Regions from separate parts of the Homo sapiens genome. Here all the other regions are linked to region 1. The links are chromatin contacts, found by Hi-C or POLR2A ChIA-PET in ENCODE. All regions are on one chromosome and are shown on one strand. The core of a region is the stretch at or near the end of the contact, and the rest is flanking DNA. Distances in the headings are between cores, read along the strand shown. Region 1 overlaps PRDM1 (PR/SET domain 1). Region 2 has its middle 110 kb from the start of PREP. Region 3 holds the start of RTN4IP1 (reticulon 4 interacting protein 1).

Region 1 (3,561 bases), core at 550-3,049:
CTTTGTTTTGCCTACTGCAGAACTTCTAGGTTCTTTCTTATAGTCTTGGGGTTCTTATTATAGATCGAAAATGTGAGTCGGCATAATTAAGCCATTCGGAGTCTTCAGAAGCAGTTCACTCTTGAAATGACTCCGTCCGCCTACAGCCATTTAAGATTTCAGAACAAAAACAGATCTTGATTTTCTTTTTCATGTTAACTCAAGCTGTTGCTGAGTGGGAGAGTCAGAAATGACACCAGCTCCACTGATTACTCAGCTGCTGAAGGATGATTTTTTAAAATGCACCTTTACTGTATATGGACTTCCTAATTTCCACCTGTAGAGCATCTTAGGGAGGCTAACATGTCACTCTGGATGTTCTTTTAGAATAAGATGCAAATCTATTTTTCTGAAGGCATTAGAGATAGCAAACATTTATTGTGAGTTTACTATATACTAGGCACTGTGCTAAGTGTTTTGCATAGAAAGTTTAAAATTCTGGCTTTTTTGTTGGCCCAATCATAAGTTTCATATCAGTTCAACATTCAAATTATATTAAGGTACTTAAGAAGAATCCCTGGCTAAATGTGAGGGGCAGTGCCACAGATGGACTGAAACTTTATGCTTATTGCACATTTATGCTATTATTATTTGTTGAATTATAGAACCAAGGGAGTGTGGAAGCCACTGGAAAAAATATGAGACTTAGATACATAATTTGAGTAAAAATGGCTCAAAGTCATGAGGGTAAAGTTTTTTGTATTTCCATTTTATTCGAGCGGCATCGTTTTTAAAAATCATTATGAATTTGACCCTATATAGATGTTTCCAAATAATTCTTTTTCACCTTCATAAAATTCCTTCCTGTGGCTGTGAGATGCCTTGCCTATCAGTTTTCAAGCTTAGTTGTCTTTCTCATCCTTTACCATTTTAGCTTTAAAAAACAAAAGTGACAATTAGAACTTCCTGCCTGCTGGGCCTCACTGAAAGACCGATATTGGCCTGATAAGGAGATATTTATTTTGTTTTAGTGGCTTCAGAAATCCCTCTCCCTCAGCAAGCTTTCCATCACGGCCCCCCCGTCAGCATCTTCCCTGATAGCGTTCTTCTCTGTGTTTATTCTGGGGCTTCAGGCTCGCCCAGGAGGAACTGATAACCGCTGGCAGGAGATAACATTCTCTAAGGGGCTCTCAAATTGGAATCGAATCCCTCAAGCCAGTCAGCCTAGAGAATACATTTAAAGGGTTCAGTTCTGGAGTTTCACAGAGTTCATTTCTAGACCTATCAGATAGCAAGTGTGGAGTTCTTTCTCAACTAAATTCAAGCAGAGACATTTTTTAGACGATGAAGGATATTTGCACAAAGGCTTCAGCATGATCCCCCAAACCTGCTGCCTCTGAAGGCATCTCCACACATTGACAGCCAATGCCTTCAGTGCGTTCCTAGGGCAGGTGTCCTGGCTTGAGTGACTGTCCTCCAATAATCAGAGCTCAAACTAAACATCGTATGTTTTACTTTTGGTTTCCAGGCAAGGCTGAGCAGGGAATTTTCAGTTTTCCCTGCCCAGATGGGTGTTTTTTCCTGAAGGCATCATTTATTGTGTAGCGAGGAGACAGGGCTGGCTGTGGCAGGGATAGTCTAGAACTGTCCTCATTGCTGCTGTTCCTAAATAGTATCTTTACCAAGTAATAACGTGCCGTCTTTGGGAATAAGTGCTTTCCTCTTAGCCTGTTCTGTTTTCTTGGGTGCGCTAAGTAATTGAACTGGCTCAGGAAGTACCTATTGTGGTTTGGCAGAGGTGACTGTCACGCCTTGTGACTCCAGGGGCCAGCACTGCTGGGATCCTGGCTAGACCAGACAGAGCCTTGGTGAAGTGCTTAGGCTGTCTGCACATCGCGAGGAAGGTGGTATTCACTTCGCTAAGCTCCTTGGCATAGGCAGTTTGAACAGGGCTTTATCAAATTCGTATTCAACAAGAGTAGAAGCGAAAATTGATGACTGTGTATTACTTGAAATGAGTCTTAATCTTTCACATTTAGTTCTCAGGGTATGCTGATTTCCTTTAGGTAAACCATGAACATCAGAAAGACTTTTATTAACCTATGACAGGGTCCCCACCCCAGTATTTTTCCACTCCATTAAAATGGAAGTTTTTTTTTTTTTTTTCTTTTTTGAGACAGAGTTTTGCTCTTGTTGCCCAGTCTGGAGTGCAATGGCACAATCTCGGCTCACCACAACCTCCACCTCCCAGATTCAAGCGATTCTTCTGCCTCAGCCTCCCAAGTAGCTGGGATTACAGGTGTGCGCCACCACGCCCAGCTAATTTTGTATTTTTAGTAGAGATGGGGTTTCTCCATGTTGGTCAGGCTGGTCTCGAACTTCCGACCTCAGGTGATCCGCCCACCTCGGCCTCCCAAAGTGCTGGGATTACAGGCAAGAGCCACTGCATCCAGCTTAGGCTATCTTACTCCAGCCTAAACAGCAATTTTCTATCATAAGGTCTGTACTAATGAAAACAGAATCACCCAAGGCTGCTGTTTGTTCTGTCTGTGCTGCCATTGTCCGCATTTTGCTGAGGAGGAAACGGAACTGCACTTTTGAGTGAGTGGCCCAGAGCCTTCTAGAATGAGAGTGCGTTGGAAGCCAGATATGTGGCGATTGTGTCGCCAGCTGTTACTCAGGTTTTCTCAAGAAGGAGGAGCAACTTTGGCAGTTTTGCTTCAGTTCTCTCTAGCCCTCTGTGTAATCGCCCCTTTTTCTTTATTTCAGCACAAACACAGAGCAGTCTAAAGCAACCGAGCACTGAGAAAAATGAACTCTGCCCAAAGAATGTCCCAAAGAGAGAGTACAGCGTGAAAGAAATCCTAAAATTGGACTCCAACCCCTCCAAAGGAAAGGACCTCTACCGTTCTAACATTTCACCCCTCACATCAGAAAAGGACCTCGATGACTTTAGAAGACGTGGGAGCCCCGAAATGCCCTTCTACCCTCGGGTCGTTTACCCCATCCGGGCCCCTCTGCCAGAAGACTTTTTGAAAGCTTCCCTGGCCTACGGGATCGAGAGACCCACGTACATCACTCGCTCCCCCATTCCATCCTCCACCACTCCAAGCCCCTCTGCAAGAAGCAGCCCCGACCAAAGCCTCAAGAGCTCCAGCCCTCACAGCAGCCCTGGGAATACGGTGTCCCCTGTGGGCCCCGGCTCTCAAGAGCACCGGGACTCCTACGCTTACTTGAACGCGTCCTACGGCACGGAAGGTTTGGGCTCCTACCCTGGCTACGCACCCCTGCCCCACCTCCCGCCAGCTTTCATCCCCTCGTACAACGCTCACTACCCCAAGTTCCTCTTGCCCCCCTACGGCATGAATTGTAATGGCCTGAGCGCTGTGAGCAGCATGAATGGCATCAACAACTTTGGCCTCTTCCCGAGGCTGTGCCCTGTCTACAGCAATCTCCTCGGTGGGGGCAGCCTGCCCCACCCCATGCTCAACCCCACTTCTCTCCCGAGCTCGCTGCCCTCAGATGGAGCCCGGAGGTTGCTCCAGCCGGAGCATCCCAGGGAGGTGCTTGTCCCGGCGCCCC
Region 2 (3,561 bases), core at 723-3,222, 590 kb before region 1:
AAAATACAACAGATAGATAAGTGCACTTGTTAGGGTTGCAAAACATATGCACATTAACTATACATGTTATTTAAACATGTATATATTGAGAGGTCAACTTTTTCTTCCTGTGTGGCCCTACTTACATTAACTATTAAACTGCATTTTAAATGTAAATTAAAGGTATCTAAATACAAGCACTTTTATGTTAGTTGCACAAGTAACAATTTACTTCACTCAGTTATGCATCCATTTTTGTTTTGTTTTTACAGGAAGTGAAATCCCTGTCACCAGAGAGAACCTTAGGTAAGCCAGGGATTTCTCATTTGAAATAAGTGTGTTGTTCACATTATGCCTTTAAACATTTATCCTAAATCAACCCTTTAATCTAGGAGTCTTTGATCCTAGTTCTTTTCTAGAGTCTTCAATACCAGAGCTTCCCCCAAGTTATTCTTGTGTAAATCGATATCATGGATGTTAGAAGGCAATAAATGAACAATGCCACATCTAGTATTTATAACAACAGGGATTATTAACTTAATTACCTTATCCTTTTGAAATATCTGAAGAAGAATTATGACCTCTGGGACACCAGCAACAGTCTCCTAATCTATTTCTTAAGTTATAGCGGCAAAGTCTGCAGCAGGCATCCCTACGTGCTCTGGCTTATTGCAGTCACTATGGTGGCATTTAGTGGTGTTCTGTCTTCGCGGAATTCTAAAGGCAGATGCTTATTTCAGGAGTTTTCTATTTCATTCAGAAATGAAATGTCAAAATTAAATTTGGGGACCAATGTGGAAGCATCAACTTTTAATTTTGTCAAATGAGAACAATAATCATTTTTTATCATATTCATAACTTCAAAAAAGAAAGACATTTGAACATAAAAATAGTAAGTAGAAAATAAACTCAAACTAAAGAACAAATCTTTATGGAAAAACTCCGTACATTGTCTTTATCTTGTTTTTTCCATATAGATTGGGAAGAAAATGCATAATTGATAACAAAGATGAAGGGAATTAGAAAATCTAAAAATCTTAAATAAAATCAGAAGGGTCATTTGCTGTGTTTAGATAAAAATCATTTGACAGTATTCCTTTATAGTAAGTGAAGTTAAAAGAGCGAATGATTTAAGGGTTTTAAAAAAATCTGCCCCTTCAATTACTGTAATTCTATGGGACATGTTCCTTCAATAGGATAAGACTGTTCTTAGAACATCATCCCTAAAATTAGACTGCAGGGAAATTTATCTCAGTATTTTCTAAACTTTTCAGGTGGTCAAATGAAAGTCATTATTCAAGAGGTTATTAATATGGTGATTTTAACTGGTAGCGATAATAATAACCATATATAAATGTTAAAGAATGGCAGTCCTATATAAAACAATATTTCCTGGTAAATCTATTTTTAAAACATTTTAGACGGAAAATTATCATACCCCACAGAACAAAAAATTTGCAAAAGATGTTTTCAACTCCTTTCCTATCCAATTCTCATTTCCTGTCTACTGGCCTCAGGGGTATAAGCCAAGCAAAATTTCAAAAGCTCTTGGAAAAACAGAAGCTGTGTGTGTGTGTGTGTGTGTGTGCATGTGTGTGTGTGTGGGGTGGGGAGGTGGAAGGCCATTAAAAGAAAAACAGATTTAAAATGTCCCTTTTTGGGGTAATTTGCGTATCTCTTGCAAAGGCTCAGACACACACACTCTCTGGCTTTGTGAATTTCCCTGTGATTGCAGAGGCTGATTGATGATGTGCTGTGATGAGAGAATCCAGTGGAAGCATTCACTGAAGGAACAGAAATGATTTGGGAGACACTGAAGTGATCTTATCATTTGGGTTATCAATAACTAAGCCTCTATAAATATCAACACTTCATCCATTACATAGTGAAAAACACAGAGGCTACCAACTGGGATCTGGACTGGGTGTAATGCAATGATTCAGTATCCTTTGGAGTTGGAGGGCCCGGCTGAGAGAGGGCCACAGAGTGGAGCTGTGGAGTCGAAATGGGTGGGAGCAGCCGCGCCCACAGTTAGGGGTCAGTGTGTGTTCAGACACTACAGTGAGCATCTCTGCGAGGATGGGTTTATGCAGAAAGAAGAGGGATCATGAAAAGTGCAATCCCTGTGTCCTGAGATACTCCAGCAGTATAGGAAATTGACGTTAGTGTCTATGGTTTCCTGTCAACGGGGAATCTAAGAGAAAAGTGTTAAAAAAGCCACTTGTTTCAACTATAAAGAGATGTTACCCAGATTTCTCACTCTGTAAGTGCCAGGGACAAACATATGACAGGCAGAACAGGACGTCAGAGAACAGTAATGCTAAAAGATAGGAATAGGATGTGTGTAAAATATTCCCTCAGTACATTGCTGCTAATCTGTCAGGAGGAGTGGGGCTGGCTAATGAGGTAATGAAAGAAGAATAATGCAAATTATAGTTCATATTTACTATGAAATGATTCTGTTTCAGGCTCTATGCTCAAGGTTCTATTCAGTCACCAAACCTGTGCTTCTGAAAGAGGACAGCGTAGATTAATAAGGAAATCAGTTATTGGTAGCTGCCTTTTGTTATCAACACTGACAAATTTGCTGTCTTTACTATGCCTTCCAAGTGACTAATATCAGTAGATTTGGTTAATAGAAAGAGTGAAGTCTAAATACTGAAAAAGAATAAACAAAATGCAGATAAATATTTTGAAATGATTCAGATTGGGAAAGTCCTAATACCACTGCTAAGCTTTCAACATTTTCCTTGCCACAGAATGATTCCTCTGAGAACAAAGTAATTGTTGACTTCAAAGAACTCTGAGGAAGTTCAGTGGATGGAAAGAATTTGGCTAGCAACAGGATGAATCAAATCTAGATTTTTTCCTATCACTAGTATATGTGTGTGTCTGTGTGTGTGTGTGTGTAGAGCACATGAATATTTCCATACAATTTAACTCACTACCTAAAGTGTTTCTCAATATTAAAAATGCACTGAAGAATGGAAATGCCCTTCCTATTTGGTAACTACTCCAAAGATGCCTTGGAGTTGTTCCATACCTGGGCTACACCTACACTCTATTAATTATGGAGAGTACTGTTCCCCAAATCTAGCTGGGCCCCAGAATCATATCAGGACCTTTAAAAGTATTTATTCTTTTATCATAGTCCTACTGAATTGGCTTCTTCAGAGGTGGAGGTGGAAATATATATATTTGTGCAAGTGATGCTGAAAACAGTCTGGGTGTACACTTACATTTAATTCAGGTTGGCAGTGAATCTTGTGAGCCACTCATCTAAACAGCTCAATTGACAGGTTAAGTGACTGCTACCTGTTCCAACTGAAGTTATTCCCTCAATAACAGCAGATCTGTGTAGACCCCATCAAGGACTTTAACAGTAATTGATTGACCCTCCATACTCACTTGATTGACCCTCCATACTCACCACCTGAGACCCTGCTTTTCATTCTTGCATTTCAAAGAACATGTTCCACTGTGAAATACCAAGATATCTTGGCCAACCTGGCCTTGAAATTGCCTGGCTGTTGGAAATGATGCCCCCACAATGGATTTGGAGAATACACCTTAATATATGCC
Region 3 (3,561 bases), core at 365-2,864, 530 kb after region 1:
ACAGTGAAACTCCCGTTTCTATAAAAATACAAAAATTAGCTGGGTGTGGCGGCGCATGTCTGTAGTCCCAGCTACTTGGGAGGCTGAAGCAGGAGAATCGCTTGAACCCGGAAGGCGGAGGTTGCAGTGAGCCAGGAAAGCGCCCTTGCACTCCAGCCTGCCGATAGAGTGAGACTCTGTCTCAAAAACAAACAAAAAACCCCATAAATTCTAAACTGACTAGGAAACAACTATACTTCCGAAGCCTGTGACGGATCTCAGAATACCACAAAGTTCCCTGGACAGAAATTTAGCTACAAACATAGGCAGGGCGCAATGGCTCGTCTGTAATCCCAGCACTTAGGGGGCGGAGGCAGAGGATCGCCTGAGGTCAGGAGTTCGAGACCAGCCTGACCAACATAGTGAAACCCCATCTCTACTAAAAATACAAAAAATTAGCCCGGTGTGGTGGCATGCGCCTGTAATCCCAGCTACTCGGGAGGCTGAGGCAGGAGAAATTGCTTGAACCCAGGATGCGGAGGTTGCAGTGAGCTGAGATCAGGCCACCGCACTCTAGCCTGGGTGACAGAGTGAGACTCAGTCTCAAAAAAAAAAAAGTTAGCTACAGACACAGTTCTCAAGTCTGAACTTACATATTTAAGGACGCATGAAAACAATCAAGCTTATATTTTGTCAATACAAATGGCCAGAAGGATTCCCTGGCCATTGCAATTTCAAAAATTTTGGAAATATTTGCAGAGGTATTGTTAAAAACCTAAATGATTCATTTATGTAAACCAAAGAAGCGTAGTCAATTTTTTAAAACGGCATACCTTATGAAAGTGATTTTTTTAAAAAAGGTAACAATGTCTTTTGAAAACTTACTTCTCATATTAACGTCTATAGGATTTACACTGGCAGCGTGAACTTTGACAATGACTTCATTTGGATAGTGTATGATAGGCATCATCATGTTCTGAGTGAATCGAAGCACTTCATTCTTCCCATATTTATCTATCACCCAAGCAGGCATGACAGTGCTCCTAGGAGAGGTAGTACTAATCCTTCTAACTGAAGGCTTTTGGACAACTTTGCTTCTCCAGAAGCAAACCGCAGTGCATGCATTTCTTCTAAGTACACAAGTCTTCAGAAATTCCATTGTAAACACTGGTTGAACTGCGTGCTCAAATTCAAATACACTTGGACTGGATCAAACTCTCACCCCTGAATTCAGTCAAATTCTGCCAAACCACGGGCTAGTTTCAAAATTAAGCATGCAAAACGGAGCATTCGAAAATGAAGCTAATCTAATGGAGAAACTGAAAGAAGAATACGGAACTGTTATTCCGCTCTTCGCATATGAAATGCTCGAATTAACGTTCCAGTCAGTATTCTGTCCATTCTCCTCCCTCACTTTCACCCCCTCCACTTTAAAAAAAAAAGGGGGGGCGGGGCATTAAAAAGCAGGTGCGCAAACCCCCTAGATCCCTGCCCTGTCCTGGGAGCCCTCGGCGGGACAAGCAGACACCGCTCGCGATCCAACGCCAGAGAATCGAACGCTTGCCGACTGCCGCCGCGACCCTGGCCCGGAATCTCCTTGCCTGCCCGCTCTCCTTAGCCGCCGGGATGGCTTTGCGGCGCCAACCAATCGCCTACAAAGATCATTTCCTCGGGCTGCAATTCAACCAATCCAAGTACTCGGTGTTGAAGGGCTCAGTGACAATTAAAGATGGCTGCGCCCATGTAACATCACTAGCGACCGGTGACCTCTTTTTCCCCCTTGCCTGGCTCCTGTGGTGGCAGGCTGGGCACGAGGACCATGCTGGGCCGGAGCCTCCGAGAAGTGAGTGGAATTGGCCCGCTGAGGCCCCCGGGAGGGCGGAAAGTTTAACGGACTTCGTTGACAAAGAGTCCCTGGGCCTTACCACGCATCTTGGCCCACCTCGCTGCTTCCTCTAGAACTGAGTGGGGGATAAGTACCTTTCGATTCTTCGGGTGTACTCGCCGTACCCATTCAGGAGTTAGGACCTTAGCAGGGAAATCTCTGCACCGCGGATCTGTAGGGTGGTGAAGCGGCTTCTCACCATTAGACATTTGCTCTGGTGTAGGTCGGGATCCGGATGGTCTCGGAGTGGGCTTTGCCAAAGGGGGCTTGCGGGGCCACTTCAGTCTCTCTTCTGTCCCCGACACTTAGCTGCAGTTGTCGCTAAGAAGCCCGGCGAAACTGTAGTTTGCAAAATTCAAATGAGTAATTTTTGGCTTTTTTCAAAGAATTCGTTCTCTAGGATTTACCTACCACTAAGATACCAGTGATTTCCTAACCCGTGTCTCCATGTCCTGGACGTCGTGTTTGAATTCTAGACTGTATTTGTGAATGCTTTCTGGGCAGTTCTTCTAAATGTCACATAAGCACCCTCAAATTCACTTTAATCGGTGTTGAAGTAATCATTGTAACAGGACTTACCTCTCAACCCCCGTCTTAAAAAAGCTCTGGTATTTCTGAATTCTTAATAGACTCTTTTTAATGGCACAACTATTATCTCATTTGCCTTTAGATTCTTCCTCATCTTTCATATCCAATAAATCACTAAGCCCTCTTCATTCTATCTTGCAGATATGGCTGGAATCTGCCCTCTTACGTTATTTCTGCTGTTATAGCTTTAATTCGGGTCTTTTTGCTTCCTGGTTCACGTCACTCAACCTTAGAACTGTCTGCAGGCCCATTGCTATCAGAGTCACATAAAGCACCTGTTGAAACTAAAACTATGCCCCACTCTAGACTTAATTAGAGCTGTGTGGTAAGTTCGGGAGTATGGTTTAATGGAGGCTCCAGGTGATTTCTGGTAAGAAGTAGGCGCTGATGACCTAAACTGCCTTCCATCTTCCTTTTTATTCCACCCTAGAAGTTGTCGTTTTGTTTGTTTCCCAGCTGGCAGCGTGGAATTATAATTATAGATAGCTGTAATATATAATGAGAAATTGAAATCCACAGGCTTTAAATAATAGTTCTTCCCCCAAAATACATTATTATGTTATCATTTTAAATTGCGTCGAATCAAATTTGTTCTTTAAAAAATAAATATGCCCGGCGCGGTGGCTCACGCCTGTAATCCCAGCACTTTGGGAGGCCGAGGCGGGTGGATCACGAGGTCAGGAGATCGAGACCATCCTGGCTAACACGGTGAAACCCCATTTCTACTAAATATACAAAAAATTAGCCGGGCGTAGTGGCGGGCGCCTGTAGTCCCAGCTACTCGGGAGGCTGAGGCAGGAGAATGGCGTGAACCCGGGAGGCGGAGCTTGCAGTGAGCCAAGATCACGCCACTGCACTCCAGCCTGGGCGGCAGAGCAAGACTCCGTCTCAAAAAATAAATAAATAAAATAAAAATAAATAAACAGACAACACCCAAAACTTGTTTTAAAATTAAATACAACCTATAAAAATATGTTATTTCCTTTTTCTGCCTTTTCCACTGTCAATCTAAGTAACAGAAAGAGACTCTAAAGAAAATATTTATTTTGGAGTAGCAATGCAATGGGAATATGTGTAATATTGTAAACTATGTGCCTATTCAAGAAGGT

What was found. A loop is a pair of places that touch in the nucleus more often than their neighbours do. ChIA-PET counts read pairs that join two places held with the same protein, here RNA polymerase II (POLR2A). Pooled maps may share reads with other maps.
Region 2: POLR2A ChIA-PET joins it to region 1 with 10 read pairs in activated CD4-positive, alpha-beta T cell. The contact joins two enhancer-like sites. A Hi-C loop is called at or near these places in 1 of 168 maps with a recorded cell type or tissue (heart left ventricle). POLR2A ChIA-PET finds 5 or more read pairs at or near these places in 2 of 52 experiments (A549 and activated CD4-positive, alpha-beta T cell).
Region 3: a loop to region 1 is called in a map with no recorded cell type, with 5 times the contacts of the local background. The contact joins the promoter of RTN4IP1 here to the enhancer-like site in region 1. A Hi-C loop is called at or near these places in 9 of 37 single-sample maps with no recorded cell type and 9 of 50 pooled maps.

Annotation. Positions count from the first base shown.
Region 1 is chr6:106,102,077-106,105,637 of GRCh38, forward strand. PRDM1 (PR/SET domain 1) reads left to right here. Exons shown (of 7, transcript NM_001198.4): 5 at 2,749-3,561. Among named protein-coding and RNA genes, the nearest start is that of PRDM1, 18 kb to the left of the region's middle. RefSeq lists enhancers at 2,698-3,412, 3,413-3,561. Within about 2 kb of position 1,800, at least 8 of the 41 ENCODE cell types and tissues checked have a DNase peak (open chromatin) inside an H3K27ac peak, as active enhancers do.
Region 2 is chr6:105,508,164-105,511,724 of GRCh38, forward strand. No RefSeq gene overlaps it. Among named protein-coding and RNA genes, the nearest start is that of PREP, 110 kb to the left of the region's middle. Within about 2 kb of position 1,973, at least 2 of the 41 ENCODE cell types and tissues checked have a DNase peak (open chromatin) inside an H3K27ac peak, as active enhancers do.
Region 3 is chr6:106,627,884-106,631,444 of GRCh38, forward strand. It overlaps RTN4IP1 (reticulon 4 interacting protein 1), which reads right to left and starts at 1,615. Exons shown (of 9, transcript NM_032730.5): 1 at 865-1,615. The coding sequence starts at 1,138. It overlaps QRSL1 (glutaminyl-tRNA amidotransferase subunit QRSL1), which reads left to right and starts at 1,695. Exons shown (of 11, transcript NM_018292.5): 1 at 1,695-1,822. The coding sequence starts at 1,799. RefSeq lists enhancers at 1,697-1,836, 1,867-1,926.